Linked DNA regions of Mus musculus: region 1 is linked to region 2. Evidence: chromatin loops called from intact Hi-C (ENCODE). Cell type or tissue: left cerebral cortex. All regions are shown on one strand. Links, peaks and the distances in the headings refer to the core of each region. The heading gives the core; the rest is flanking DNA.

The links. Hi-C counts contacts between places; a loop is a spot of excess contacts. Peaks named below come from ENCODE experiments on the same cell type or tissue, not always from the same donor. Only the 100,000 strongest peaks of a DNase experiment are listed, where the experiment ranks them.
Region 1: it touches region 2 in a loop (3-fold over the local background); 4 of 42 quality-filtered maps call a loop at or near these places.

The regions. Positions count from the first base shown.
Region 1 is chr8:120,432,746-120,448,261 of GRCm38, forward strand. It overlaps a transcript of Gse1 not described here. Among named protein-coding and RNA genes, the nearest start is that of Gm51556, 50 kb to the right of the region's middle. In left cerebral cortex, for the core only: a CTCF peak has its summit at 7,919; DNase peaks (open chromatin) are centred at 4,603, 5,019, 5,419, 6,301 and 3 more places; H3K27ac peaks cover 4,635 bases.
Region 2 is chr8:120,377,034-120,392,549 of GRCm38, forward strand. It overlaps a transcript of Gse1 not described here. Among named protein-coding and RNA genes, the nearest start is that of Gm39264, 40 kb to the left of the region's middle. In left cerebral cortex, for the core only: a CTCF peak has its summit at 7,910 (motif pointing right); DNase peaks (open chromatin) are centred at 4,794, 5,700, 6,004, 7,011 and 1 more place; H3K27ac peaks cover 2,731 bases.

The DNA.
Region 1 (15,516 bases), core at 3,518-11,517, 55 kb after region 2:
CGTGATGTCTCCTGATGATGGGTGATTTGCAGGCGTGCCCATGGTCCTCCTGAGCTGACCCCACCCATCTCTAGGGTTCAGGGTTCCTTCAGGTATGTGGCTTTGTGAACTTGAGCTAAGCATGTGCTAAGAAAGACATCAGAACCTTAGCAAGCTGGCTCTGTGGGAACCCACATTTCCTTCCTAGTGACCTGTGCAAGGTCTGAGTTCTGACAGTCACTGGCCCCTGATTTCATGTCCCCAAGGCAGCCTTTGCCTCTGCCCTTGGGGTTCCCCTGGCTGCTGTTTTGTTGGGGTCCTAGGCTAGAGATACCAGAGGCCCACCTCCAACCCAGCTGGAGTCTCCATCAGGCAACATGAGTCAGGCAGGGCCATGCAGGGGCCCCAGGGAGCCCTCCACAACTCCATACTCCCCCTGAAGCCTCTGAATGAAGGAGCCCCAGGTCCCAGGCGATGTTTCTTTTAATTAGAGACAATTAAAGCCATCAGTGGTGGTTTGGTACCTTCTGGAGAAGGAAGCAGAGAGTGCAAGTGGAACCTAAAAAAAGAAAAGAAAACCCAGTGAATTTTTAACAGTGATTATTCTCCGGCACGTGGCGCGCTGCCATCTGGCAGGCTCACAGCCCGCCCAAGCTCTGTAAGGTGGGGAAGGGGCACCACTGGCTCCCACTGCCAGCTTGGTGCTCCCTCCGTGGCACTCCAGGGAGCCTGACCATGATGGAAGGCCACAGTGAGGTGGCCCTGGCCACCTCATCTCCCAGACCCATACCTGGGATTACCCAGTCCCTGCTGACCTGCACAAGGTGGCCAGCCCTCACTGTGTCTGTTGACAGCAGTTCCCTCACAGTTCCCCAGATGCTGAGGGCCACCTTATTCCAGTCATGGACCTCAGAGGCCGTGGGCTTTCTATTCTCAGGCGACCATGGTTTAAAATGAAGATGGGAGCTGGGACTATAGCTCAGATGGTTAAACTATTTGCCTAGCATGCACAAGGCCCTGGGTTCAATTCCCAGTACCACATAAACTGGATATGATAGGTATGCCTATAATCCCAGTGTCAGAAATTAAGGTCATCTTCAACTATATTCAAGGTCAAGGCCAACCTGGGCTACATGAGACACTCTACATCTTCAAAGAGAAAAATGGAGGCTGGAGAGCTGGCTCATCAGTTAAGATATAGTGCCCTCTTCTGGCCACTGTGGGTATTGCACTCATATGATACATATACATGCCCAGAGAGAGGCACACAAAAATAATCTGAGGAATTATGACATTGCTAATGGTTGGGGCCAGTTAGAGGCCCTGTGCGTTATAGGATATAGAGTGACATCTTGATTCATCACATGCTCTAGTATGGTAACTAAAGATGTCACTCACTTGGTGTTTCCTAGCAGGGGAGGGGGTACACAGAGTAAACTTGTTTTCTGTGGTAAACAAACCATCCTGTCTTCCTGTCCTTGTCTCTGAGTCCAGTCCCCTCCTTGTATGAATGCCAATCACATAGGACTCAAGGCTCTTCCTTCTGTACAAACCTATCTTGGTTGTTTGGTTGTTTTCCTGTCCTAGGGATGGGTCGCAGGGCCTTATACACACTTGGCGTGTACTGTAGCCCTGAGATACACCATAATCCTCAAATGTACGTCTATTAACTATATTATCACGAACCAACCCATTTTCACACAACCACTGCCTGAGGTTCTGGGGGCAGGTGCACAGATCTGCTGAGCTGTGTCCAGCAAGTAGCTCCAGGGCAGGAAGGAGGTGAAGCAGCCCAGGCAGCCTGGAAGGGTGGGCTCGTTTCAGGTGTATTGACTGGGAGCTGGGCATGAGATCTCTGGGGCCCCATTGCCCATTCTGCACCTTATAACTGAGACCTGTTGGTCATGGGGTAGACGTGGGGGTTCACTCATGCAGATCACAGTCTCCTGTGGCTCTAAGATCCAAGATTCAGAGGGCTTCCCTGATGACCACTGGGCTGTTACTAGAACCTCTGGTGGGCCCTACTTGAAATCCAAAGCCCATGCTGTGCTTTAGAGGGTAGCAGGCTACCTATTCTGTGGCATTGGTGCTGTGTGGGCAGCTGTGAGGTGGAGGAAGGAGCAGGCAGGGTACAGAGAGTTTCACTGAGACCTGAGGGCTGCTAAGAACACAGGAGACCTGCAGGTCTGGGTGGCTTACTGAAGATGGACAGAGGTATACCCAAGCAAACATGCAGAGGGTTGTTAGCCTGGAGTTTCTGTTGTCCTACCCTCTAATGCCCAGCTGTCAAACAGAAGCAGTCCAGGTAAGGTAGGCATCATGCTTGCTGGCATGACAGAATTTACCTTCTCATTCTCGTCCTGGCTTGTCCTGACACCCTCCCCTCCCCTCCCCTCCCCTCCCCTCCCCTCCCCTCCCCTTCCTTCCCCCCTCCACTCCCCTCCCCTCCCCTTCCTTCCCCCCTCCCCTCCCCTCCCCTCTCCCCCTCCCCTCCCCTTCCGGGAACAGTGAATGCAGAGGGACCTGGGCAGGAGGAACCCAGGGAGCCAACCGCAGCAGGGATGGTTAGACACTATTCCCAGCTTGTGGTACAGAGTTCTCAGTTTACTGAGCAGAGGTTTCTCAAGTCCCTGAACTCTTAGTTGCAACGGCACAGCACCCGTGGGCCCCTGTAGCTCAGCATCCGCCTTGGAGCCTGGACCACATGTTCAACACAAGGTCCAGGCAAGCATCTGTCTGTCTGTCTGTCTGTCTGCTTATTGACTCCCGTGAAGTCAGCAGGTGCAAGCCACCTGTACCCCCTCCTACAGGGAAACATGATACCCACCTATTCTGCACCCATAGCTCCTGCTGGATTGGATGGGCAGCCTTGGTCTCTGGCTGGGCACGAGGCAGGGGTTAGGGGTTAGGGTTTTTTTTGGTTTTGTTTTGTTTTGTTTTTTCAGTTTTACTGAGATCTAGTTCATATACTGTGAAGTCTCTCCTCCATTCCTTGGCAACAGGGCTGTAGCTCAGGCTGGCCTGGACCTGCCAATCCCCCTGCCTTGATCTCAGCCATGCTTGCATTGCTGATAGCGTCGTCACACCCAGCCTTCAGCATCGTGTTTGCCGGTCTCACCACGGCAGCATGTCTAACAGCTTTGTCCCTGTTTATGGCTCAGTAATACTCCACTGCGTGTAGCAGCACGCTTGTCTCTAGTTCTCAATCACTGTCTCTGGGGCGTAGGGTGGACACAGGTTTTCAGTTCTCTAAGCACTGAGGTTTTTAACTTGCTCACTTCCTGATAGAAGAGTTCCTGCTGACCCCGGGGAACACCGAGTATAGCGACAAGCTGGCTGCAGAAGTCCCATCGACACCACACACTGGACATTACCCAAGTCATACCCAAGTCATCACAAGGGCCATCCGCCTGCGTCTTTTAAAAACCCTGAGTTCCCACATCCCACCCAGGCACGCAGGCTCATGTAGCCCAGGCTGGCCCTGGGCTCGCTATGGTTGCTGAGGTGATCTTGATTTCCCAATCCTCCTGCCTCCACCTCATGATTGCTGGACTTACAGGATTATGCCCCCACGCTCATTCTGTGTGGTGAAGGGGAGTGAAGCCAGAGCTTCATGTAAACGTGGGTCAGTCAGGCAACCACTACAAAACTCCATTGTCTCTGACCTGCTCCACGGCTACTGCCCCTCCCTAAAGAGGAACATTCTCCTCTCCGTCCTGGAGACCCAGTAGGACCCGCCACCGCTGCCGCCTCCCTGGCTACCCACAGTAGATGACACAGCACAGTAGCAGTCCTCTGCTCTGTGTCCAATTACTCTCCCTGGGGACCTGAGGACCAATCTGCTGAGGTGACACTCCCACAGCAGGTGCAGTGGGGGAGGGGGGCGCCAAGGCCCCAAGGGAGAGCGGGACTGGGTGGGATGGGTGAGTCTGCCAGGCAGCTGGAGAGTCCCCCAGTCGGATTTTTCTGCTAGACACCCATTGGGAACGCCCCTCTTCCACCACCATTTTCAGCTTAAAGCCAAGAGCTCTCTCCACCTGCCCCTATAGTCCTGAAATAACCATCAGGTCAGCAGCTGGACTCCATGCTGAGCCAGCACTTGAGGGTGGGGGTGGGGGTGTGTGCAGGCAGAAACCACAGCCCAAGGTCCCCTCCCTGGATGACACTGCCAGAGTCCCTGCTCAGGTTTCAGTTTTAGTTTGTAACCTTCCCTGTTTCCCCGCTAAGCTGACTGCCTCAGATCTCAGCATCTGATTCATCTCTCAGGTCTGCTGGGTCCAGCTGCTCCTGACATTGGCTCTTCTTGAAACAGCCAGACCTCTCTCCTTTTTCCCATGGTTCCATTCAGAGGCAGCTGAAGAGAGCCAGACTTCCCAGGTCCAAATTCAGGCTCTGCACGGGCTCAGCCAGTGTGGCAGGTTTTCTTAGTCTGTAATATGCAGGCCAGAGTGCCCCCCTTCTTTTTGGATCTTTCACCAAGGATAAACCATGTATGAGCTACAGTTGGCTGCAGTGGAAAGAGGGAGTCTTGTGTCTCACAGAGAGGAAGAGGCAGAGGGGTAGGATGTGCCAGGAGGGTTTTGAGGGGTGTGTGGGAGTTTCTTGGATGCAGGCAGAAGAAAGTCAATCCGGTTCAAAGGGACCTTGTCAAGAACTGAAGTCAGTGGATTCTCCCCTGTGCTGAGGGACCATAGATGTTGCAAGAATCACAGAAAAGGCACAACAGGACACACCCACACACCCACTGGGTGCATGATTTGTGGCAGACTGAGACTGTGTTGTCCCCAAGGCAACACAGCTGGAAATAACACAGTTGGGATATGCTGTGGCCCTCTTCCCCTATGTCCCCATCCTTAGCTCTCTGTAGAGCATATCTGTGGGCCACTCTGGTCCTTGTCCCTACTTGGACTGGCGTCTCAAAACCCGGCCCTGGTGGGGCCATAACTGTCCAGCCTTGAGGTCCTAGGCAGGAAGGCTGTGGCTGCTCAGCCCGCCTCTCCGTTCCCAGCACAGATGGTTACGAAAGGCCTTTGTAAATGTTTCATGTTGGCTGCTGCTCCTACCCTGCTAGAGGATTGCCAGAACCTGCTAGAACCTGCCAGAGCACAGTGTCTGTGCCTGTGCCCAGCTCTGTCAGGTGAGAGAGAATATACGCACGACACGGTCTCTGCTCAGCCCCCGCTAGGATCCAGGATCAGCCCCATGCGGCTCCTGTGGCCTGGCACACTCCCCCTGCCTCCGCCCTGGGGCACACAGGCCACTGTCCCTACCTAGGAGCCTGGCACGGCTCCAGCTCCAGTTCCCTCCCACCTGGCAGGTCTTGGGGGATCCAGTGTCTCCGAGGCAGTGGGATGAGACCTGGGGCTGCCTGACTGCACACCTGAGAAGTCACTGGCAAAAGTGTCCCCTTAATTAACCGAGAGAGCAGCCAGTCCCCGAGTAATCTACCAGCAGGAGTCGGTGGCGGCTGCACTGTAAGTAAGGGTGCTATTGTGTGTGAATAATTCAGACCTCAGGGACGGGCCTCTGCTCCTGCCCTCCTGCCCGCAGCCTGCAGTTGCCTGGTGCCTCCCACGGCGCTCCGTAGCCTGTGCACCCAGGCGGCATGTGGGAGGGATACTGGACCCTAGCTATACCAACTTTCAAATGGGCAAACAGTCCTTAGAGAGATAGGACCTCCCTGGGGCTGCAGGGGACCCTTGGGCTCTTCTTCTGCATTGGGTGAAGCAGATCTGGATCCTGTGGGAGGAAGAGTGGCCACGAGCTGCGTAAGAAAGGCCGCTGGTGATGACCCGCTCAGCCAACTTATGGGTCATCACCGAGTGTCACCTGCCACAGTCCCCCGGCCTCAGACCTTGCTGAACCCAAAGTTCCTGTTTCTGCTTCTAATCTAGATATGAGTTAGCAGAGAGTTGAGGCAGGAGGATGGCTGGCCATACGTTTCAGGGCAGTCTGGGTTGATTATAGAGTGAATGGGAGGCCAACATGTCTGCACACCTGTCACTCACAGACAGAACCTGGCACCCTGGTAACAGAGACCACCGCTGTCTGTGTGCCACAACTGTTAAATATGACTGCTCACTTGGCACATGTTCATTTCCACGGATGGGGAAACAGAGGCACGAGCGGCTGAATAACCATGCTGAGCCACACAACTGAGTCAGGCCGGGAAGTTGGCTTCTCTGGCTCAGGGCCTCATGGCCCTACCCTGCTGCCCGGGTGGCCCTTTCCTGATTTCTTCTTCATCCCACAGAAGAGTTATGAGTGTGGGAACATGTGTGTATTTTAAGTATGTGTGTGTATGTGTGGGTGTGAGAGAGACAGAGAATTGTAGGGGGGGCATGAGAGGTGTGTGTGTGTGTGTGTGTGTGTGTGTGTGTGTGTGTGCATACAATAGACCAGAGGCCGTGATTTGGAGAGCGGGTGCACCCGGCCCCTTCCTTTCTTCACAATCCTGGGGATGGGGTATCTGCTGGCCCAAGCAGACCTTCAGGGAAGGGGCTCAAACTCCAGGGAAAACCGCCTTGGGGGAGGGGGACTAGTGCAGAGATGGAAAAGGCAGTCTCACCAGTCCGCCATCCCTTGAGGGTGGCATCAGGGTTCCCAGGAGCGAGGCGACCCAATTACAAGAGCAATTAAGGGTACGCTGACGCACAGCCAGCAGCCGCGGTGCCCACCTCGAGAGTGACAAGCCAGCCCGGCGGGCTGTGCGCGTTTTAATCCAGGGAAGGCTCCAGTGTTAATGGTGCGAGCAGGGCTCATTAGCTGTAATCCATCTGTCCTTAATGCGGTGGTGCAGGCACAGCCTGCGGGAGGCAGGCAGCCCTTGCAGGAGCTGCTGGCTGCAGGCAGGCAGGGCTGAGGAGGGGCTATATCCATAGCAGGGTGGGGCTTGCCCCTCCTCCTTACTCAGAAAATGAAGTAGACGCAGGGTCGAGGTTAGAGGGAAAGGTCGAGGTCCGCGGGAAAGGGCTCTTGCTCCTCTGTATCACTCTGACTGTGGAAACCTGGCCCAGAACCTTCCTTCTGGGTGACTGTGAGCAAGTTGCCTTCCTTTTCTGGGCCTGTGATGCATTCTGGGAAAACAAATGAGCCCAGAACATGGAATGTGTAGGTGGCGTCTCTCCCTTGACCCAGGCCGTTCTCCCCCTTATTTACAGAGGTAGGGTGGAGTAGATGCTGTTTAGAATGTTCCAGACGTGTGTCTGACAAGTGTGATCCCTGAGTTTCTTGGAACTCTGTGCATAGGGATTGCTAGTGGCACCTCCGCTGGGGAATACCAGGACTGCCAGCTCTCCTCCAGACTTCCTGCTCTTCTCCAGGGTCCTGGTACTGCCTGGGTCGTGTTGAAAGCATCTTGGGGATGGAAAGATGTCTCTGCAGCTAAGAGCGCTGGCTGCTCTTGCAGAGGACCAGAGTTCCCAGCATGGTGGATTGCAGCCATCTGTAACTCCAATTCCAGGTCATCTGAAGCCTTTTTTTTCCGACCTCTGCGTGTGTGCTAGGCCTGCACAGGGCGCGGGCGCACGTGCGCACGCGCGCGCGCACACACACACACACACACACACAGGCAGGTAAAATACCGTGTACCTAATATAAATAAGTGGACAGACAAATGGCGAAGAACCTCACGAGGAAGATGTTGGGTTGTAAATCAAAGATCCTGGCAGCTACCAGCTGCTACAAGAGGCAGAGAGGTGCCTCTCCTCGTGTATGGGCCCACCATGCCCAGGGCTCCAGAATCCCAGGCTTGGGATCCAGGAGGGAAGTTGTGTGGATGGTGGTCATTACCATGCTAGCCTCAGCAGACAGTTGATGAGCTGGTAGCTCTGGCCAGCCTTCACCTTCTGGCACTAGCCTAGCTCCTTAGAGCAGGTGGCAGACCAAAACTCCCACCACCTGAGGATTCTGGAACAAACCTGCACCAGCCACCAGGAGTCTGTGCACACATCTGAGTGGCCTGTGAGCTAGGGGATCTAACTAACAGGGCCATATCTGTCACTGACTGTTGCTGCCCCCTGCTTTGGCCTTGGTTTCCCAGAGGGAACATGGGGTGGGACAAGAGCGCCCACTGTGCCCCTTCTCAGAGCTGGAATCAGGAACCAGCCTCCCAGGTTCTGGCCATCGCAGACAAGAGGCATCTGGGCTGGAAGATGGTGTGGGAGGCTGTCGCCATGGTGACGCCTCCTCCCCGGGCCTGCTCCCTCACCCACTGGCTCTTCCTGCCTCCCCAAAGGTGCCTAGCAGACACAGAGAGGCACCCCACTGGATGCTACAGCCACCCCAGCAGTGACCCAGAACTAGGCTGGGGGAGTTGTCGCCGCCCGGCTCAGCCTCCTGGCACCGTATCCATCAATAGTGGGGCAGGCTCTGCGCAGTAATAGCGCAGGGCCTGCCGGGCAATTGATTTCAATCATTTTATAGAGAACCTATGTAAAATAAAAGGCCTTTAATCACATTTGTATCCATTTCCAGGCTCGGTAAATCAATTTGAATTGAGCTGGGTGCCATGGCCACAGCTGATTAGCGTGTGTATATATGGTCAGATGAATGGCACCCAGCCTGCGGGTGGGGGTGCAGCCATTACTGCCTGACACCCGCCCACGACAGGCCAGGTCCTCTCCTCCCTCTGGTGCCGAGTCTTTGTCCTGGTAGTCCCTGAGGCTGGCCTCTTCCTGGCAGCTCCCGTGACTGGAAGGGCCATTAGCTATGCCCCTGAAGTCCACGAAGCTAGCCTCCTCATGATGCTGTCCCTTGTGGGAGCTTCCCAGGGTCACCCTTAATGTGAGTGTCCATCCAAGCCCCTCTGAGAATAACTTGAGATTGGGGGCTTCTCTCAGGTTCCTTGGTTCCCCGTGGATAGCATGGCTTTTGCTTCCTGGAACTTGGGGGCCTCTATGGGCATCCTGTGTCCTGGGGATGAGGAGTGAGCCCAGAGCTACAGTGAGAAGAAGGGGTGAGAGACACGGGTGCTCTGAGGTCAAAGCGAAGGCTGGACCAGGTGGCAAAGGGCACCGGTAGTCTTAGGAGAGGGCATTGCAGGTGGCTGTGAGCCAGGATTGGAGGCGGCTGGGGCATGATCCCAGAGCAAGTATCTGAGGGCAGTGCTCTGGGCAAAGGGCACAGAACGAGAACAAAGGCCACACTAGCCTACACTGCAGATAAGTGAAGTTCAGAAGGTCCATGCTGGGGCATGGAAGAGGGACAGGAAGGCAGGGCTGAGCTAGAGGAGAGGAAATGACAGAGGAAGGGGAAGGCAGGGCTGGGCCACATGGACTGCATACAGACCACTTGTAGGGACTACGATGTGGAAGCTTATGCCAAATAAACCATTTCGCCCTCAGCTTGTTTCGGATCATGATGTTTCATATCAGTAACAGCGGCAGAGGTTACTGAGCCCGACTGAATGAAGCCTGGGCCAGGTCCCTTTCTCAGGAGATGCAGTTGCTGGTGACCTTTGGAGGTTTAGCGGTGGCATTGTCCATGCTGGCCTCTCCCAAATGAGTAGGAGCTGCCTCCATCACCTTGTCCCCATGCATGTCCAAGACTGTTCTGAGCACCCCAGGAGAGGGGGGGTTGCTTCTGCTTCCCAGGGACCCCCAGATTAGGAAGCAGGTCCTGAGCCTGAAGAACAGGCCCATTAGCCATGCCCAGTGGCCACACCCAGTTGCCACACCTGCCCAGTGCCAGTCACACCTGGCTGAGCCTGAATTGACTTGCTTTTCCTGCTCTTTAGAATAGGCTTTAATGGGACCTTGAGGGTAGGTTTGTTTGATCTATAAATAAACTGGAGTCTGGCGACCCAGCCCAGTGCTGCTGGCTGAGAGCCACCGAGGCAGCCTGCACAACCACCCCAGGGTCCATCTCTGGCACAACATTCCAGCAGATCTCACCCGTGTCCCCTCCATTTGGAACCCTTCCCCTGTCACATTGTACCTGTCTTTCTGGGGATTGAAGCAATACAGTTGTCATCACAGGCATACCACGTGCCCTCCCCATCCCTAGGGCATCTGTCCTGTTAACAGACAGGTGGCTTAACAGGTAGGTTCTTGACTGTCCCATTGAACAGATGGGAAACAGAAGCCTGGGCAACATGCCTGAGGCTACACAGAGCTAAGGCTTGAACCCAGGTATGTTCCAGATAAGATGCCTGTCCCTGTGGGTGTCACAGACCCCCTGGAGTCTGTCACTGATGAGTGATGATGATTCAGAGGGCTCCTGAGCCTGCCTGCTCTCCCTGGAGCTGCCTGTCATGGTGCTGAGCAAAGCCATGGGCTCTGTGTCGCGTGGTCACCCAGCAAATAGAGAGACACCTGGCAGGAATCCATGAGGGTGCTTTATGTCCATCAGGGTGGGGAAAACGAAAAACTATGACAGCCCTGATGGTGGGATGTACCAGAAAGCCGGGGGAGCCTGCTGAAGGGATAGTGACCTGCAGGAAGGAACCCAGCGAGAGGGCTGGTGTAAGCAAGCTTCCCCCTCACTTGGCTTCTTCTCAGGAAGCTACCAGAATCAGTTCTTCGGGTTACCTTGACCTGTGACCCCAAAGCAAACACTTAATTGTTTTAAAACGTTGTTTTTTTAAATGTGTCGCAAGTAAAAAAACATAACATGGAAATTACCCAGACCCAACGACGGGACCAGGCTTGAACTCTGCAGTTAGCACGGACATTCAGAATGGAAGCCGTGGAACCTCACATTGGATTTGAAGCATTCACTATGGAATATATATATATATGTATGTGTGTGTGTGTGTGTGTGTGTGTGTGTGTGTGTATGTATATGTATATGTATATATATACACACACACATATATATACACATATACATACATATATATACATACACCCCCCACCCCCCATATATATATTTTGTTTGTTTGTTTGTTTGTTTTGTTTTGTTTTGTTTTTTGTTTTTCGAGACAGGATTTCTCTGGGTAGCCCTGGCTGTCCTGGAACTCACTTTGTAGACCAGGTGCTGGGATTAAAGGCATGCGCCACCACCACCCGGCTTATGGAATATATTTTATGCACTTATCCATACCAAAAAACACAACAGAAATTTGATGACATGTACATTTGTTTGCATATATGTGTGTGTTGTTGGCTGGATTCTGCACTTGAGGGACAACACAAGTTTACTCTCCTGAGACTGTCATATCACTTACTGTATGTTTACAAATCATCTGTGCTCCTGAACAACGTATGACCTTATTTTTCTTTAGAGTTGAATAGTATTCCATTTATACACACCAACCCCTCGTTCTTCATTCATCTGTTAATGGACTAAGTTGACTCCAACTCTCTGTCAGCCTGAATAAAGCTACAATTAACAGGTGCTTAAACAGCGTGTTCTTCCCTGTGGCTAGGCCAGGCCCAGACCCTTCCTGTTCCGTGTAGCCCCAGGTGCCTCTTGATGAACTTGGCTTTTGAATTCTGTCTCTGTCCTTGTACCATCTCCTACATCTTTTTATGCTTTCTACATTTTTAAAATTATTTTTATTTTATGTGTACAAGTGTTTTGCCTGCATGTATGTCTTTGTATCACACGTGTGCCTGGTGCCTATGGATACTAGAAGAAAGCATTAAATCCCCCTGGAACTGGAATCAGCCAGTTGTGAGCTACCACCACATGGGTGCTGGGAATCTGGGCCTTTACCCAGAGCAGGAAGTGCTCTTAACCACTGAGCCATCCCTCCAGTCCCTTTCCCTTCCCCTCTGTTCGGGGACAGTGTCTCATGTGTCCCAGGCTGGCCTTGAACTCATTACATAGCGGGAAGGATCTTGAATTTCTGATCCTTCTACCTCCACCTCCTGAGTGCTGGGATTACAGGGGTGCCAGGATTACAGGGGTGTGCACCATGCCTGCTTTGTGGAGTGCTGGGGATCAAACCCAGAGCTTCGTGCACATTAGCTGAGTACTCTACCCACTGAGCCACAACCCCAGTCCCTCCTAGGTTTCTGCACATGGCTCCAATCATGCAGCGCTTTGGCCGCCCTCTTCAGGGCGCCTCCCTTACCAAGCTGGGGGGGGGGGGGCGGCAGACTGTACATGATAGGAATCTCTGGAAGGAGCTCTGAGCTCACAGTAGGACTACTTCAATAATAGCTGGGACACAAACTGGCAGGGCACAGTGCCTTAATGGCAGCCCACATGAAGCCTGACTGTACTGCTGCCCAGTTCTCTGCTGCTAGGCCCAGAAGGTCAGGCTGGAGCCTACTGTAGCAAGGGCACAGTGGGCCCTGGTCAGCACTGTTCTTTATGGTGGAGGCTCTACACCATTGGGGGCCAGATTGTGTCCACAATGTATCAGGGCAGAGAGCACTAGAGTGGGCATCCAAGCCCTGGGGCCGGTCTGACTGTGTGACCTGGTGCACAGCTCAAGTCACAAAGCTACTCCTTTGGACAACTTCCGGGCTAACACTTTTAAGGTTAGCCCTCAAGAAAAGATTCTAGGCAAATGCTAAACCATGCAGGGAGCTAAGGATGAAAAAGAAGGCCTTTCAGGGATGGAGGAGGGGAGGTCAAGCTTATAATCTGCGGGGACAGCTCGTTCTGCCCGAAAGGACACCCAGAGCCAGCGTAATTCATCCCTGTTCTCAGGTCTGACTCCTCATTTATCAAAAGCCCCTGCTGGTGCCTGCATCCTCCAGAGGCCCCAGGAAGTGATTGCTGAACAGCAGAGGTGGAAGGCTATGGGGCAATACAGGGAAATGCTCCTGGTAGGGGCGTGGCCGTGGGGGCATGGGCGTGGTCCAGAGCAAGGATCTGCTTCTTCATTTCCCTGGGGCCAAGCACTCGGTGACAGTGACTTACCCCTGCTCCCAGGAGGTGAAGGGTGCTTGCGGTGTAGCCAGTGGCAATTCCCAGAACCATCCATCTCCCCTAGTACCGTCACAGAAAGAGTGATGGTGACCTTCCTGGCTGGGCCTCGGGGATGTTACAACAGGTTTATGCCCTGTGAGTGATAGCGTTTGCATCCATGACACTGGGATGGCAATGTCACCGTGAGGCTCTCAGAGAGCAGGGTGATAAATACCTCACAGAAGCTTCCAGAGAGGAGATGGAGGGGTAAATAGGAGATTATGATCCTTCAGAGATAGGCAAAGGGCACAAAGACAGCTGGGTCCAAAGGTCATGGGTGGGTGAGTGTTTACTAGAGTTCCCATCCAGTCCCTGTCCTGGGCAAGTTCTGCAGGGCAAGGGGAGCCACAGAGCTGGAGGCATGGGCTTACCTGAGAAACAACTGGAACCACACTGCCACAACAGACAGCCGTTTGAGATGCAGGTGGTGTCACCTGTGCCCTGGAGTGGCCTTGGTCCTGAGCCTCTGTTTCCACAGATGTAGATAGATCTGCAAAGCTATCTGTCAGGACATCTGGAACCGATGATCGCAGGTGTGAGTCCTCAGCTGTACCCCGCAGAGGGCTCTGGGTCCCTAAAGGTGTCTCCTGTTATTCTCTCCCAGCAGCACAAGCCGAGGAGATGCTTTCCCAAGTGGTCCATGGGGGCCTGTGCAGGGTGAGTGGCCAACCAGGACACGGTGTGGTCTGTAGTGAGCAGGCATCCTCACCAAGGCTGCAGAGCCTCCATCTCCTAGTCAGGCCTAGGCTCCGGCCAAATGAATGCACACACACACACACACGCACACGCACACGCACAGATTCACATATGCATGGTAGACACAAATCCTGCCACATACACACACACACACATACACACACACAGATTCACATATGCATGGTAGATACAAACCCTGCCATATGCACACACATACACACACACAGATTCACATATGCATGGTAGACACAAATCCTGCCACATACACACACACACACACACACACATGTACAGATTCACATATGCATGGTAGACACAAACCCTACCATACACACACACATACACACACACTCACAGATTCACATATGCATGGTAGACACAAACCCTGCCATACACACATACACACACACAAACATACACACACATGCATATCCACACGTGTATACATATACTTCAAAGACATACACACAGATATGTACACACAGGCCAAATAGACACACTCACGTGTATGTATGTATGTATGTATGTATGTATGTACAACATATCATATCAGTCACATAGGTACATGTCTACCTATGTATGCATAACAACACAGACATAGCCAATGCAGGACATACAACATACAGGTTAACATGCATGGGCATGGATCACACACAAACCCATAAAACATACATACACACATATGTATGTCACAGATGCATACATATCCACATACATATAAACACACACACATTGTGCACATGCTACTGGTATACACCTACTGCTACATGCACACACCTGTGCGTGTGCACACACACACACACACACACTCCCTCACCCAGCTGCTTCCCTTCACACCTCCTTCCCCCTCCCTTTTCCCCCCTCCCTCCCTCCCTCTTCCCCCTTTTCTGCCATCCTGGGAATATGTTCATTTTATACATCTTCAGCAAGCACTCCACCACTGAGCTACAAGATGGTAAATGTTTTCATTATTGTTGTTATAAAACTGATCTGCCGCCGCCGCCGCCGCCGCCCCCCCCCCCCCCCCCCCCCGTTATGCTATGCCACCTAAGATAGCCTTGAACACCTGGGCTCGAGTGATCCTCCTGCTTCAGCCTCCTGAGTAAGTAGCTGAAGGAACCACAGTGCTTGACTACAAATATATATATATTTGGTCTGGAACTCACTATGTAGTCCAGGCTGGCCTCCAACACATAGCAGCAATCCTTCTAACTGAATTCTTCAAGTCAGCCTCCGAATGTTGGGATTAAAGACATGTGCCCCCCATCCCCAGGGAAAATAAACGTCCAATGTAACATAACAGCTGGACACAGTGGTATGTCCCTTTAATCTCAGCACGGTTGTGAGTTTGAGGCCAGCCTGGTCTACATAATGAGCTCCAGGACAGCTAGAATATGTGAAGAGACCCTGTCAATAATAATAATAATAATAATGATAATAATAATGATAATACATCAGTTGTTGGCACATCTGTGGTAAAATGGAGTCTCCATTTTCCCCCACAACCTCTTAGTGCGTACCACCAGAGAACCTTCTAGAAAACCAAGAGGCGTGTTGTGGCAAGGCTTAATATCTTCCTTAACCAGGACCCCAGAGCATTCATCTTTGTGGAACCCCTCACTTCCTGGTGGTGCAAAGCTTCTGGACTCCCCAGCAGAAAGCTAGATGCACCCCAGATAGCCTAGCTCAGCCCCCAGAAGGAGCAGGCAGGAGCAGGCTGCAGGTACCGATGGCTTCTGGGCCTGGCACAGTTGGCTCATGTATCCCTCCCATCCTTCCCGGGGAAGAGGAAGTAGTTGTGATGCTGTGTGGCTCGTGGTCCCCGAGGCCCTCCAGGGAAGTGATAACCAGATCTTTGCATCCCTGCGCTGGTTAATTTGTTTTCAATAGGTTTCAATCAATTACATGTGGTCCTGGGAAGAGAAGCACACAGTAATTGGCTGAAATAAATCACTTGGCACTTCAAAAGGCACTCTC
Region 2 (15,516 bases), core at 3,918-11,917:
GGGGGACCTCATTACTTTCTGGGTGAAAGTGGAACCAGCTTCCTGCTGGGGACCCTGGTGCTTGGCTGGGCAGGCAAAATGGCTCTGGTAAGGTCAGCTACTTCCCATTGGAGTCCCTGGTTCCAAGAACTAGCCCGGGTGCCCCGTAGCAGTGACAGGCCAGGGTCAAGCTGTGGGGCCTATAACTAGCTGGAAGACATTTCAGAACAATAAAGGTGTCTGGCTTTATAAGCGCTCGTATTTCATCCCTGCCTTGGCCTCTTGCCTGGGATTTACTGTGGGGGTGTTTTCAGTGGGACGAAGCTGACGCCAGGCCAGTGTCTTCGCTGTCCTGTTCCCTGTGGGGGCCATCATGGCCGCCCTCCCTCCTGGCTCCTTTGAAGGCAGGCTCACCTCCAGAAGCAAAGGTTATTGGATTGGGGGCGAAATGATGTTACCTTCTAGTGTCTCCCTGGGTGTCCCAAGAGGCTGGCAGCAGCAGACTTCGATGCAGGGCAGGCCCCTCGCTCAGGATTGATAGCAGTTTGCTACAGCATCTGCCTAGCCGTCTCAGCACGCCGGGAGTTGACAGAAAGAGGCGCCAGCCTCCCTGGTGGGCTGTCAGCCCAGCACACTGTGGGGGCAACTGGGGTCATGGGGGATGGCCAGGCCTCAAGGACAGTCACTGTCAGCCACATGTTCTGTTCTGGCCTCAGAATGAATGGGTTTGGTTATCTGATGTGTCTAGTGTGGCCACCCTAGGGAATTGGTGCTCTGACCTTTTTTTTGTCATTTGGGGAAACTGAGGCCTGGGGGGTGGGAGGAATGGGAACAGTGACTTGCTGGGTTCGTTTTCTGGCGCCGCTATCACTGAATACCACAACTGAAGCCTAAAATACCAGAAATGGGTTTTTCCACAATGTTGTAGGCTTAGGCGGGGCCAGGCTCCCTCTGATGAGGCTATGAGGTTGCCTCAGCTTCTGGTATCGGGTTTTGGGTTTTTTTTTTTTTTTTTTGTTGCAGTTCTAGTGATTAGGCAAGCCCTCTATCACAGAGCTGAGTCCCCAGCCCTCAGGGGTTGTGGTTAAAACACAAACCGTCTCCCCCAAAAGCCTCATGCATTAGAGCCTCATTCCCTGATACTGACCTTGCGGGGTGGGGGTGGGGGAGGTTGGGGCTTTGGGGGATGGTGTCAGCCTTAGGAGGTGGTGCTTAGAGGGCATGGAGCCCAGGTGTGTGATTGACAGTACTCTGAGATGCCTATTGAGACAGTTTCCCCAGCTCTCTGCTTCCTGGTGACCCCCCCCCCCAGGTGAGCAGTAACGCCCCCTCCCCCCTGTGCCCTTCTGCTGTGGCGTCTTTCTACCATGACATTTCAAAGCCTCTCATGAGCCGAGACACGTGAGACACGAACCTGGCCAAACCCTTGCTCCTTTAACGGCCTTGTGTCTAGCATCTTGTCCCGCTTCTGAGGAAATGCCTGCCTGTCGTGGCTAGCTTCCAGCATTCCTTGGCTTGTGGCTGCGTCGTTCCAGGCTCTGACTCCAGGTTCACATGCAAGGCCCGTCTGCTGGAGTGCTAGCCTACTCCGGTGTAGAGTAGAATAGCCTACTCGATTCTGAGGACCACGGCAGAAACTCTGCTTGTAAATGACAGTCCCCACGTGTCCACAGACATAGAGACGATGGGGCAGGCTTGCCTAGTCTTACCCTCTTGCCACAGTGGTAGGTGGCAGTTACTGGCTACCGGGCATCCAACAGCCCCTCCCTCACCTGACACTAAAGCTGCCAGCCACTGGAGTGTGTTCCCTGCCACATTCACCTGTGTGGCTGTGGCCTCAGCTCCAGGTGACTGACAACTCAGAACAAATGTGCTGGGTAAGGGCGGGCGGGGGCAGCTGTACTGCTGACCCTCCTTGAGCTTCCACAGGGACCCCCGTTCCTTCCTTCCTTCTCACTTCTTGATAGCACTGTCCAAGTAAACGCACACTCTGTACCTGTCTCAAAGTCTCTGTGATAATACAGAAGCAATCAGAGAAGGCCCGTAAGCCCCAAGGCTCAAGATCCTGAGGTTGGAGGGGCCCCTGAGTTCAAGGCCAGCAAGACCCTGTCTCAAACAAAGAGCAACAACAAGAACAGAGAAGTTAGTGGGATAAATCAGCGAGCTTGTGTGGTGGCTTCCAGACTCACAACCTCTGACCCTGTTTGACCTTCAGCCTCAGATCCACACAGCAGGACAGTCCAGGCTTCATCTGGGCTGTCCCCACTCTTACTATTGTGAAACATTTGTCGTCTGGGGCTGGGGGGCTGGAGGGCTGGGGGGCTGGAGGGCTGGAGGGCTGGGGTGTGTGTGTGCTGTGGTCAGCAGGAAGTCTTTTCCCTTTAAGCCCTGAGAATATTCTTGAAGTGGCTGTGGCATTGGCTGCCTGGCTCTCCGGCCCTCAGAAAGCCGTTCGCCTGCAGTATTTAACGGGATTGTACCTTCTGTGTTAAATCTTCATTGCTGAGGATGACATTTTTGACAAAGGGCCTTCCCGCATAGCCCTGACTAGCCTTGAGCTCCCACTGTAGTCCAGGCTGACCCAGAACTTGAGGCAGTTCTCCTGCCTCAGTCCCCAGAGTCCTGGGATTCTAAGTTTGTGCTACTACACCCGGAGATTTCCATCCTCCTAAAGTCATTCGGTCAAAGAATCATGGTCTGGAGCCTGGGAGGCAGCTCGGTGGGGTGCTCAGTGGGGTACTCAGTGGGGTGCAACAGTAGCAAGCAACACAAGCCCCCCAGTGACCCAGATCCCACCCCCACCCCCGTAACGCATGTCAAGAGCTGGACCTGCTGACCCTCCTACAATCCCTTCGTTTCTACACCAAGATGGGCAGAGACAGAATCACTCAGAAGCTGGCTAGCCCCGAGAACACTGCACAGGGCCAGAAATGAGAGATCTGCTTTAACAAGGCAGAAGGCAAGAACTGACTCCCCAAAATTGTTCGCTGATCTCTGTATGTATACTATGGCATGTGTATGCGTGTGTGCACATACACACACACACACACACTTCTAATATTGAAGTGTTGTTGTCTGATGTCATTTATTTGATGACTTGAAACAGGGTCCCACGTAGCCCAGGCTAACTTCATACTCACGACAAAGCTGTGCATGGCAGTGAGCTGCAGATCCTCCTGCCTCCGCCCCGAGTGCTAGCATCACAGGTGTGCACTGCCACACTGGCTTATGTGGTGCTAAGTTATCTGAGATTTTAGGGGTTCACAGGGTGTCCTGTGTTTTAGCAGCAGTCCTATGCAGTACCTTACCTGCCGTGGTAGAAATGGGAAAGTGGAGGCTCTGGGTCGATACCTCAGCCAGGGTATTGTGGAAGCAACTGGAACCAGGTGGGCAGCTTGAGTGGTTCCTAGGGACTGTGGCAACTCTACAAGCTGGCGTCTGAGCTACACGGCCAGGGCTCCCTCAGCTCGCCCCACTTGGAGCAGAGTGACGTCTCTGTCTCCATCGCTGCTGTCTGGAGTTCAGAGAATAGTGGCTGCTACAGCCTGTGCCCCGTGTCTTACATTCTAACTGGGAGGAACAGAGGAGAGGTTGGGGACCTGTCTGTGAGATAGGTTGCCTGCCCCCTTGGAACCCTGCTTACAGTTACATCTGATGGCATTGCAGCTCCATCTATACAGCACCTTAGCACACAGTAAGCACTGTTCAAATGCCCCTCCCTTATATATCCCCATCTACAAGTGCCCCAGGGGCACCTGAAGGGCTTGCCTGTTGCCCTCATTTTCACAAAGAGCCATCTCTTCCTGACTGATGAAAATCTAGAACCTTCTGGAACATTTCACGGTTCTGTGTGATTGCTCACAGACGGAAGGAGTCCGTATCTACAAGGCAGTGGCCAGCTCTGGAGCAGTGAACAAGTCCAGCATCCTTGTCTCTTCCCTCTGCTTCCAATCTGAGGGCCCAGTCTGGGACCCTGGCACTGTGCTTAGCTCTGACTTCAAGCACACAGCCCCTCTGACTGCCGGAGGGCAGCAGGGGCTTGGATGGTATTTGGTGGCTTCTGGATGGATGAGGGTTATGTCTGCATACAGCAGAGCGCGCCCCTCTGGGAACCGCCTGTCATGTCTGGTCAACCTGAGAGCCCGGGGTGGCTCTGGACAACAACGGATGGGAGCAGGGTGGTTTCTGCTGGACTGCGAACGGGCCGGGCAGCTTGCAGACACACCTTCAAGGGCAGGCCCAGCTGTGGGCTGAGGGGGGAAGGGGTAGGATCCATGGGGGGGGGGGGCAGCACAGCAGGAGAGGAGGGAGCACAGGGGCCTGAGGAGTTAAATGTTAGTAAGTAGCCCTGTGCTGGTGAAGTAGGCCAAGGCCATTAGTGTTCATTAAAGTTTAATACCTGTCGGGGCTGCCTAGCCGGGTGGCCACTGCTCTAATTTGATGGGTGTAGAGGGAGAATTCACGAATAATCTCGGAGGCTGGGGGATGGCTGCTACTGTGCGAACAGAAAAAGGACCAGAGGAGCAATACTTCAAAGCCAGTGCTTTGCTGCTCAGTCCCTGGGGGACAGAGGTGCGGTGGCTGCCCTCCAGACTCTCCCTTTGTCCTTAAAGTTCTAGGCCCTGCTAGAGAAAAAAACAAACCAAAAAAAAAAAAAAAAAAAAACCAAAAAAACCAAAAAAACCAACTTACAGATATTTTATTGATACATGAGTGTTTTGCTTGAATGTTTATACGTGTATCACATCGTGACCGATCCCCAGGCACAGATGGTTGTGAGACACCGTGTAGATGCTGAGAACTAAGCTTGGTTTGACTCTCTGAAAAGCATCCAGTCCTCTTAATGGCTGAGCCCTCTCTCCAGCCCCTCCATCTTGTTCTTTGTAAGCCACAGTGACCTGGAAGGAATTCACCAGCCCTGATTGGATGTTCACTGTCCCCCAGAGCACGTCCTGCAGCAGGACATGCCTATCTCATGGCCACTGCTTTGAAAAAGCCAGCCTCGGGCACTAAGCACACATCTGTGACAGCCAGGCTGGCCCTGAAGGAGGTGGCTTCAGCAGGGAATTAAGCCAGCAGGGGGGACGTTCCTGATATTGTCCATAGACAGAGCTGGGCACCTGGGTCACAAGCAGGAGAGAGCAGAGCAGGCAGGCTTAGGATGTAGGCTTAGCTATAAACCTCTGAGAGAGATGGAAGTGGACAGTTAGGACTCGTTCATGCCCACAGAATCTAGGCTGCAGAGCTGTAGGGCATCAGTTACAATAGGGAGTGCCACAGGGGAGAGTCAAGGCAAGCTGGGGTCTCCGCCCCACTCCCACCCCATGACTGGTCTGCAGTCTGGGCTCACTCACAGAGAAAGATCCTCCTATTGCACAGGTGGGCAGACTGAGGGGGCTCTAAGGGTGAAGCAGCAATGAAAAGGGGCCTTAGAGTCTAGAGGCCTAGCCAGGATGGCCCCGGGCTGGCATGTGTCCTGGCTGGAGACACTGCCCCATGGCCAGTGCCCAGCTCCCCCCCCCCTTGGCTCGGCGGCTGGGCACGATGCCCAGCCTTGCGGCAGGACTCCGGGGCTCCCTTCTCGCCAGGGCTCCTGAGAAAATCCTTCTGGTCTTTGACTCATTCTTAATAAAGGTTCTTCCATCTGCCAGCTCTGTCCTCCCCTGCCCACGCTCTCCAGGGGCCTGCCCAGAACAGCTCCTGTCACCACCACCCCCTGCCACCTCCTCCCCAGCCTCGGCCCCTTTCCCAGCCTGGCCTGGAGCAGAGCCCAGAGCCCGCCCAGAATAGATCAGCCGTTGGAGAAAGAAGTGATGTCTTGGGAAGGCCTGGCCAGCTAAGTCCCCCCAACCCGATCTGAAGACTTGGCGGCCCTGTCCCCTGGCTATATGCCTGCGGTTTCAAAATGCCCCCTCCCCACCCCAGCTTCCCAGTTCTAGCATGTTCCAGTCAGATACAAATAGAGCTTTGCTGAGTCTCAAGTCAGGCTGCCCGCTCCTGGCCTCAGCCTGTCCTCACTCCCAGCTTGCGGTCCATCTGTGTTGGGAACCCACTGTGCCCTGTGAGGAGGAGGTGAGAAGCAGACTCAGAGCCTCCTCTAAGCAGCTCCACAGGGAATGGGGAGCCAGCCAGTGAGCGGGGAGCCTCATTTTAAGAGCTGAGTGCAAGCCCGAGTGAACCAACACCCGGCTGGGTCTCTAGACCCCCTCTCTCCCTGCCACTGTGGTGCCAACACTCTCTGGTCTAGATAAACACCTAACCCTCTCCGTCAGCGACTGGTGTCTTCCAGAGCCCTTTGCAGCTGCTGGGACCATGGGGACGGTCCAGGCCCATAGGCTTCCTCATCCCTGGAGCCTGAATGTGATATGCTGGATTCAGGACACCGAGGTCACTGCCAGCTCCACAGTCAAGCTGGGCATCCAGGCACTGCTCAGACAGAGTGCTGCTTCTGGGGACTTGAGTCTACCATGGGCAAGGGTGGAATCAGGAGAGCCTCACCTGGGCGCTATAACTTCCGGCTGCCAAGATCTCAGCTCCTTCTGTACATGAGCCAGGGTGCCCTCCCCACAGAGCTCGCAAGGTCAGAGGCTGAGAAGGAGCAGAGACAGAGACAGAGGCACACAAAGATGCAGAGGTGGTTGCGGAGAGAGGAAAGGGCAGAGGGCCTTTGAGTTCCTGGGGCGGGGCAGGGTCTGAAGCAGCTGGGCTTGCTCTCAACGGGTGGGAGGAAAAGGGCAAAGAGGCTCAAGGAGGGGAGAGGTAGGTCAGGCGACCTGTATCAGAGGCTGGGCCTGGTGTGTCCCTGCTTGGTTCACATGATCTCCAGGGGGCCCAGGGCTTGTCACTAATCCTAGAGGCAGTGCCCCCATTTCCTGCTTCTGGAACTGTCACATCCAGGTCACAAGTTCCAAAGTCACCTTCCATGCAGGGAGCTGGGGTTTCTGACTCAGCCCTGAGCTGCCCAGAGCGCCTGACAAGGCAGGAGGTACCACCTGCCGCCAGCAGCCATCTGGTCCTCTTGCACCACGGCTCCACTCCACACCTGGGCCTCCTCCCTCATCCTTCTCCAGGGACAGGGCCCCGGGTTTGGAACTGAGCTGAGGACCATCCTCCTGATGGTCTCTTCCAGTGCTGGGGTTACAGGCACGGTCCAGAGCACCCGCCTTCTGTGTGGGTTCTGACGGAGAACACAGCCAGCCACATTCTTGTGTAGCAAGCACTTCACTGGCTGAGCCTTCTCTGCAGCCCTAATGTCTAATTTTCATTGAGGCGTTTTCCTGGGATGACCCTTAAGCCTCTCTTAGAATCATTTTCCTTCTCTTCCTAAGATTTATTCTTTTCTTTTTTCCAAGACAAGGTTTCTCTGTGTAGCTCCGAGTGTCCTGAACTCTCTCTGCAGACCAGGCTGGCCTCAAACCCACAGAGATCGACTAGCCTCTGCCTCCCACGTGATGTGCCACTATGGCCCATCAAGATTGATTGATTGATTGATTGATTGATTGATTGATTGATTTCGAGACAGGGTTTCTCTGTATAGCCCTGGCTGTCCTGGAACTCACTTTGTAGACCAGGCTGGCCTCATACTCAGAAATCCACCTGCTTCTGCCTCCCAAGTGCTGGGATTAAAGGCGTGCACCACCACCGCCTGGCTATTTATTTATTTTTAAGATTTATTTATTTATTTTATATATCTGAGTATACCATTGCTCTCTTCAGACACACCAGAAGAGGGAATCAGATCCCATTACAGATGGTTGTGAGCCACCATGTGGTTGCTGGTAATTGAACTCAGAACCTCTAGAAGGACAGTTGGTGATCTTAACCACTGAGCCATCTCTCCAGCCCCAAGATTTATTATTAATCATATGTGTTTGTGTGTTGGTTGAGGGGCAGGGAGTGTGCACCTGTGAGTGCACTACCCATAGAGGCCAATAGAGGGCACCAGATCCCCTGGACCTGGAGTTACAGGTGACTGAGCTGAGGGATGGGGGTTCTGGGAACTCAGCTCAGGTCTCTGGAAGAGCAGCCATCAAATGCTAAGCCACCTCTCAGCCCTCAGAACTTTTTTTTTTTTTAACAAGGACCTGAGGTCCAGGCCCTATCAACAGATCCATTGATTTTGATTTCCAAAGGGGAGGAATTGAAGGTTGCAGTGTATCCTCAGGGTTTCCAGGCCAGTCTCAGTGCTGCCAGGCACATTGCTACATGTCTGGAACCTCAGTTTGTCCAGCTGTAAAATGGGAGCACCTGGTTTGGTGTCGTTTGAGTGTATCCTCAAGGGCTCTGTATTGGCATTGAGCCCTGTTCTGTCCTCTTAGGTGAGTGGAGTTCAGAACTAGGGCTCTTGGTGACACACTGGGATTTGATAAGCAGCTGGGGCAGGGCCTATGACTAAATCCTAGTGACTGTAAGAAAAAGGGCCAGAGACTTGTCCCCTCTCCCACACAGCTATGCCACCTCCGGACTCTTCCAAACACTCAACAGTCTTCTGCAAGCTACAGAGGCCTCTTTTCTTTATAAGATTAACCAGCTGTGGGCATTTCATTACAGCAATGATGAAACATGCACAATACAGGCTGGAACTGGGCGTGGGGATCTACTGCAGATGCTACAACCGGGTTGAAGGGGGCAGATTCTTTCAAGGCCCGTTCTAGGTGTCTGTGGTAAACAACCAGCTTTCTCTGGGCCTGCTGAGATTATATGTGCACCATGAGGTTATGTGCATATGAACTTTCGGGAGGGTGGCGAACATATGTAATGTGTGTGCATATTCATGTGAGGGGTCTGTGTGTGTAGTATGCCAGCTGCCGTGAGTGTGCATGGGTATAAGTGTAATGAACATGCTTGTGAATGTTCACATGTGTGTCCATTTGTCTGTGCATGTGTGGAATCAGTTGCCTTTGCTGCCTACCAGTGTGTATACACAAGTGTGTATACTGTCTGCCATGTGCGCCTATGAGCATGTACTCTGTGTGTGTGTGTGTGTGATACTTTAGAGCTCTTTGCAGTTTTGTGCCCGTCTTAGTTAGGGTTTTACTGCTGTGAACAGACACCATGACCAAGGCAACTCTTATGAGGACAACATTTTGTTTTGTTTTGTTTTTTTGTTTTGTTTTCTGAGACAGGGTTTCTCTGTATAGCTCTGGCTGTCCTGGAACTCACTCTGTAGACCAGGCTGGCCTCGAACTCAGAAATCCACCTGTCTCTACCTCCCGAGTGCTGGGATTAAAGGCGTGTGCCATCACACCTGGCATGAGGACAACATTTAATTGGGGCTGGCTTACAGGTTCAGAGGTTCAGTCCATTATCATCAAGGTGGGAACATGGCAGCATCCAGGCAGGCATGGTGCAGGAGGAGCTGAGAGTTCTACATCTTCATCTGAGGGCTGCTAGCAGAATACTGGCTTCCAGGCAGCTAGGATAAGGGTCTTAAAGCCCACACCCACAGTGATACACCCACTCCAACAAGGCCACACCTCCTAACAGTGCCACTCCCTGGGCCAAGCATATACAAACCATCACAGTGCCATTTGCCTGTCTGTCCCAAGGAGTTCCGCAGCATAGAGCCCTTCCAGCTGCTCAGCAGGGCCCTGTGCCTCGGAATTGTAGACTTCTGTGGGGGCTGCAGGCCTCACAACATCACATGGTTAATGTTTGTTTTACCACCACCACCAGCTCCCACTCACCTCACATCCAACACCCCAAGGTCCCCTGGATCTCTGCAACATCCCTCTGGCTCCTCTGTAAACCTCACAAGCATCTGACATGGTCCTATTCCATTTTGTCATCTGTGAAGTGAGGTGACAGCAGTGCCCAGCCTCATTCCAGTGTCTCACAGCCATTGGGAACCCACATGCTGGGCACTGCCTGAGGCACGGGGACAGCAGAGGTCTCTACTCTGGAGTGTGACTTCTGTGAGTCTGGAGAGTGACACGAGCCCAGGATAGCTGTGGTAGGTAGGACAGGCTCCCCATGCCCCAGCTGTGACTGCTTAACACAGTTTTCTCTCTGATGCTTGACCGTAGTCACTGAATTACCAGACAAGCTCCAGCAGGGCCAGGGCTACCCGGGGCCTCTCTCAGGACCTGCTATAGCAATGCCCAACCTCAGCCCATTAATTGTTTGATTGCCAGGCTCACACCAGTCCTGAAAAACCAGAGCTGTGACTTGAAGTCCCTGACCCTCCCACCCTGCTCAGAGACAGGGGACAGGGTGGGTATCTGTGTGTCCCTGTATGTCTGTGTCTATATCCATGATGTGTCTGTGTGTAGCAGTGTGTCTCCATGTATGTCTGTGCATGCACCCACATCCATGTGTGTTTGGAAAGGGGCGCAGTGGTGTTCAGCCTTGGACCATGCAAACACCTGTCCATCAGAGGAGGCTCCAGGACCAGTTGAATAACCAGATCAGACCTGGCTTGCTGCAAGCCCCAGGTCCCTATACAGAGATCCCTCTCAGCCCTTCCTGATGAGAGAACAGCCCCTGGTGAGGGCAGAGGGGTGGAGGAGGTGCCGAGGGCGGAGCCTGCCCATCCATTATTCAGTAGCCCCTCACCTCACATCACTCTCCCCTATACTTTTACGACCTGTCAGTAAATAAAAAGATTCTCTATTATTTATGGGAATGGAGCTGAACAGGCCAGGAGAATTTAGTGTTTGTTCACAGGAAGCGGAGAGCCAAGCCACTGCTATGTCAGCCGCACAGGGCACTCTGGGGCTTGGTTAGATGTTCTCACCCTCAGAGATCCACTGACACCTTCCCAGGTCAGGTGCCAGGCCGGAGCAAGTGACTAAGAGACCATAGTATCCAGGCCAATGCCTGAGGCCCTTCTTTTGGGAGCATTTGTGGCTACACAAGGCAAGATCACTAGCCAGCATGTGACGATAGGTGTCGGGGTATTGGGTTCTGAGCTGAGAAGTGTATAAGGGCTTAATTGAGCACCTACTATATACACATGACCCTACATGCAAGCAGGGCTGGTGCATGTCCTGTGCCCTGGGGGACTGTGATCCCCTGGCACCAACTTTGCCTAGCCATCTCCTACGAACAGCAGGTCCCTCTCTGCCTCCTCTTGGGGTACTTGTAGTGGAAAGTACTGCTTCCTGGTCTGGGTCTGCCCTGTTCCTGGGGTCACGCTTTCTGTTCTCCATGTTTATAGCTGTCAACGTGCAAACAGCAAGATCAGACTCCCGGCTCCCATCCCCAATCTCTAGCATTCGGCGAGGGCACCCCTGGAAACAGGGTCTGCGTTTGCATGTGCAGTCAGTCATACTAGCATGAAGCCCCCCCCCCCCTCCAAAGATGTTCTTTGGGAGGTGAGGCAGAAAAAGAAGGAGGCTGTTAAGAGAGGCTCGCTCATGTAAGCCCTGGTTGAGCGCCATATGCAGAGGCCAGAGGCCAGTCTGAATGGAAGCAGCAAGCCAGGCAGATTGCCAGGTCACACTAGCTTAGCTGGAGTCCAGGAAGGCTGGATCCCCACAACTGAGGGCGAAGTGGGCATAGACATCAGTCCACAGGACATGTGCCCGCTGTGTGCTGCTGAGGGGAACAGCCATGGTTTCTGGCCCAGGAACGACTTAGGTCCTAAAGCATTTCTCATCCCATGGTCTATGTGGAATGGAGTCCAGCTTCCTTCCAGGGCCCCTTGGGACCGCAGTCAGGATGCTACCTGACTTGTCAGTCACAGAAGGTTTGACTGAGCCCATCTGTCAGCCTGCACCTGAGCTGGCGGTAGAACTTGGTCCCTGGGAGTTGTGTTCTTTGCTGGACACTGGCTGGAAGCTATGCTCAGTTCCTTCCTATCACATGGCTTCCCTGGTGTGGTCACCTCTCATAGGACCGCTCCTTCTGTGGCGGATTTTTGTAATATTGAGGGTTTGTGTGCGCTAGAGCAATGTTCTTCCATTGAGCTACACCCCCGGACAGCCTTTCACTTGAACACTGTTTTTAAAGATTTGTTGATTTTTACTTTATGTGTATGATGTCCACCTGCCTGTATGTAACAAGCTATGTGCACGCCTGTTGTCTAAGGCCTGAAAAGGACACCTTTGCGACTGAAGTTAAAAGGTGAGCCACCATGTGGGTGCTGGGAAGGAAACCCAGGTCCTCTCTAAGAGCAACAAGTGCGCTAACCACTTAACTATCTTTCCAGCTCCCTTTACAATTGTGAGCTAGGGACTAAGCTGCCCGCGTTGGCCTTAGCCTTATTCTATAGCCCAGGCTGTCTGTGAACTTAGCATTCTCCTGCCTCAGCTTCTTCAGACCCAGTCACCACATGACACCTTGCCCAAGCAGGACATGAAAAGAGTCAGCCCAAAGGACAAAGCCACAGTCCATGTCAACTGACCCTGGAAGCCCCAGCCCTCCGCGTTTACTGCCTCTGTCCACTGAGATTAAGTCGACAGGTTTAGTCCACCCTCAAGAACAGGTGACTCAAGGCATGCACACAGAGATGTGGGGGTCATAGCAGACCGACGCCCCAATGCCCCGAGGGGTAGTAGCAAGGATAGACCATGCCTGTGACTCTCCAATAGAGGGGTTAAATTAGAGTTGTTTCCACAGGAGCTCCTGCCCAGAGGCCTCAGAACTGTGGGTGCTAGAAAGGAGTGACACTGACAAGATCAGGGTGTCCCCAGACTGCACTGGAGGGGATTCAGGAACCAGCTGCTCTGCCCCCACGTGTGTGCAGGCTCATCCTAATTTTCAAAAGGCCCGTACCAGACCTCAGCTTGGCTCGTCAAAGCAGGAAGTGGAGCCATGGGCTCTGCTGTGGAGAAGCTCTGCAGGCCACTGGCACCCTTGGCTTGTGCTCCTGTCGCTCCAGCCTGGCTGCCCCCTTACGCTGGTGACGCGTGTAGCTCTTCTTCTTCCTGCTGATGGAGGTGGCCTCCCCAATACCTATGTTGATTGCCGTATGAGCACACCCCTTTGCCTCATCCGCAGGCTCTGGGGACCGGAGAGAGGCCATTGTCCAGGCATCTGTATCCTCGGTGACTGTGTGTCCATGAGGCCAGACCAGGCCACCCAGGTGTTTTAAGCTAAACCTTTGGCCTCTGGATAAAAATTCAGGGTTTTGAGCCAGGCATAGTGGCACAGGCCTTTAATCCCAGCACTTGGAAGGCAGAGAAAGGCAGATCTCTGAGTTTGAGGCCAGCCTGGTCTACAGAGGGAGTTCCAGGATGGCCAGGGCTACATGGAGAAACCCCATCTCAAAAAAACAAAAACAAGTCAGGCAGTGGTGGTGCACTCCTTTAATCCCAGCACTTGGGAGGCAAAGACAGGCAGATTTCTGAGTTCGAGGCCAGCCTGGTCTACAGAGTGAGTTCCAGGACGGCCAGGGCTACGCAGAGAAGCCCTGTCTCAAACAAACAAACAAACAAACAAAACAAAAAAACCAACCAACCAAACAACTAAACTAAACCAAAACTCAAAACCTAAACAAACAAACAAACAAACAAAATTTAGGGTTCTATGCAGGGGAGGCCGGGATTCTGGAAATTTCTATGTTGCCACAAGAGGTTCACCTAGCACCTGACCTGCGTTGCTTGCTCTTGGTACCTTTTCCATCTGGAAGCCTGTGTGTTCTGCAAGCTCTCATGACAAGTCCCAAAGAAGCACAACAGATGCCCTGAGCCATGTCCTAGGGTGAGCTGAGGTAGAACAGGGGCCTCCCCAGAGGACAGCACCCACACTCGACGGCTGCAGGTGGTTGAGGTGCAGAAGTGAAGAGTTCACAGCCAGCTTGGAAAGGTGTGGGGGCTGGGTATGCAGATAGGTTAAGATGCTCCCAAGGTCAGGTTGACTGTCACAGCCGCACATGGCCGCTCACCCTCTCAGCGGAGTTTCCAATACCATCTTTGTCGTTACGGTCATTTGCATCTGTGGACAGCAAGGGCTGTTGTCACCTCACAGGTCCCAGTGGTCACCTAGCCTTCTCCCACTCATGTGACTGAGTCCCCTGAGTGCATGCAGACCTGCACAGGCTTCAGGCAATCTAGGAAAGGGTGGGACACACAGAACAAATCCTGCTGCTGTAACCAGGCCCCCAAAGGTCATGTATGAGTATCACATGCTCTGAGCCCCCAACTCCTCAGCTTCCTGTTCTATGTGTGCACAGGGTGGGGAGGGGACACCCATGGGACTCAGACCAGACGACAAGAACCATTTTGCTATTCCAGGAACAACATCAGCCACCAGGCAGTGGCTGTGGCATAGCCTCTCTTTGGCTGGCATGTCTGCCACATAGGGCCACAAAGTCCACATTTACATTGGTTTCTTATGCCTGGGCTTGACATCTGACCCCACCTGGGGCCTCCTCATTCTGTAGAAGGAAGTTCCAGAATGTACCCTACCTCATGGAATGACATCACTAGCTTTTCCTGGACTTGGAGCCTAATTTGTAAAACAGGTGTGCGGGCCGATGCCCAAGGCTTTGGCGTAGGAAAAAGTTGCTGCAAATTAGACATGGAAATGGGTGTGACTCTGTGTGTTGAGACCTGCTCGGGCAATGTAGCACAGGCTAGCCTCCATCTCATTCCTCCTGCTTCAGCTTTTGTGTGTTGGGATGGCAGGGGGTGCCAGCTCACATTTTTGTGGGCTTCTTGTTCTAGATTCTTGGCTGTTAAGTTTCTCTGAGGGGAGAGTCTCCTCATGTGTGCCCAGGACCTGCCAAGTGTCTGTCTGGTGTGACAAACATAATGAACTAACAAGATACAGGACCAACCACTAAGGTCCAGATATTGAGGGTGTTATCACCTCGTCTCCCTTGTCACCCCAATCTGGGCAAACCAGGGTCCTCCTGGATCCCGGGGCACAGTCCCTCAGCATAGGCAGAAAGCTACATGCTCAGCCTCCATCTTCCAGGCTCCTGTAACCCGGATCTGCCCCGTTGAGAAGAAGACCCGTTCCCTGCACAGCAGAGGGGCGGGAGCCAGCACAGCCCCTGCTGGCCTCCAGACCTTAACAGCTTGTCCCCCCTGTCCTGAAGGTGCTTGCTGCCAGCCCGGCCGTGACAGTTTTATTGGCGGGCGGGCCTGCTGGAAGGATTGTGGGCTATTTACAGTGTTGAGGCCGTGGCTTTGCAAGGAGACAGTTCGCATAAATCCCCATGATGGATCCGTTATCACTTCATTGAACTCGTGGTGGACCCGTGGAAGGCCGGGCAATAACACGCCGTTTCCTAGGTTTGCGCGGCCCTGGGATACATTAAATACACTTTATTTATGGCCAGCCCTCGCGCGCTGTGGGCAGGAGAATGCGGCTTTTGCAACTATCGTCTAATTTTATGATGAGCATTACAGCCGGGCCTATAATTTGCGCCTTTTTATTCATTAGACACTGGCGCAGCCATAAGTCAAAAAGGCCCAGGGATTTAGATGCGGATCCAGAAGATAAACTATTGACAAGCCAGATGTATTTTTACATTAGAGCGCCTTTACAATAGTTTATGTTGAGAGCGGAATATAAATTGCGTTATTAAATATGAGCCTCTCTCGGAACTGGGGCTCCTGGCAAGCTGGAGGGGGAGGCCCTGGGGTG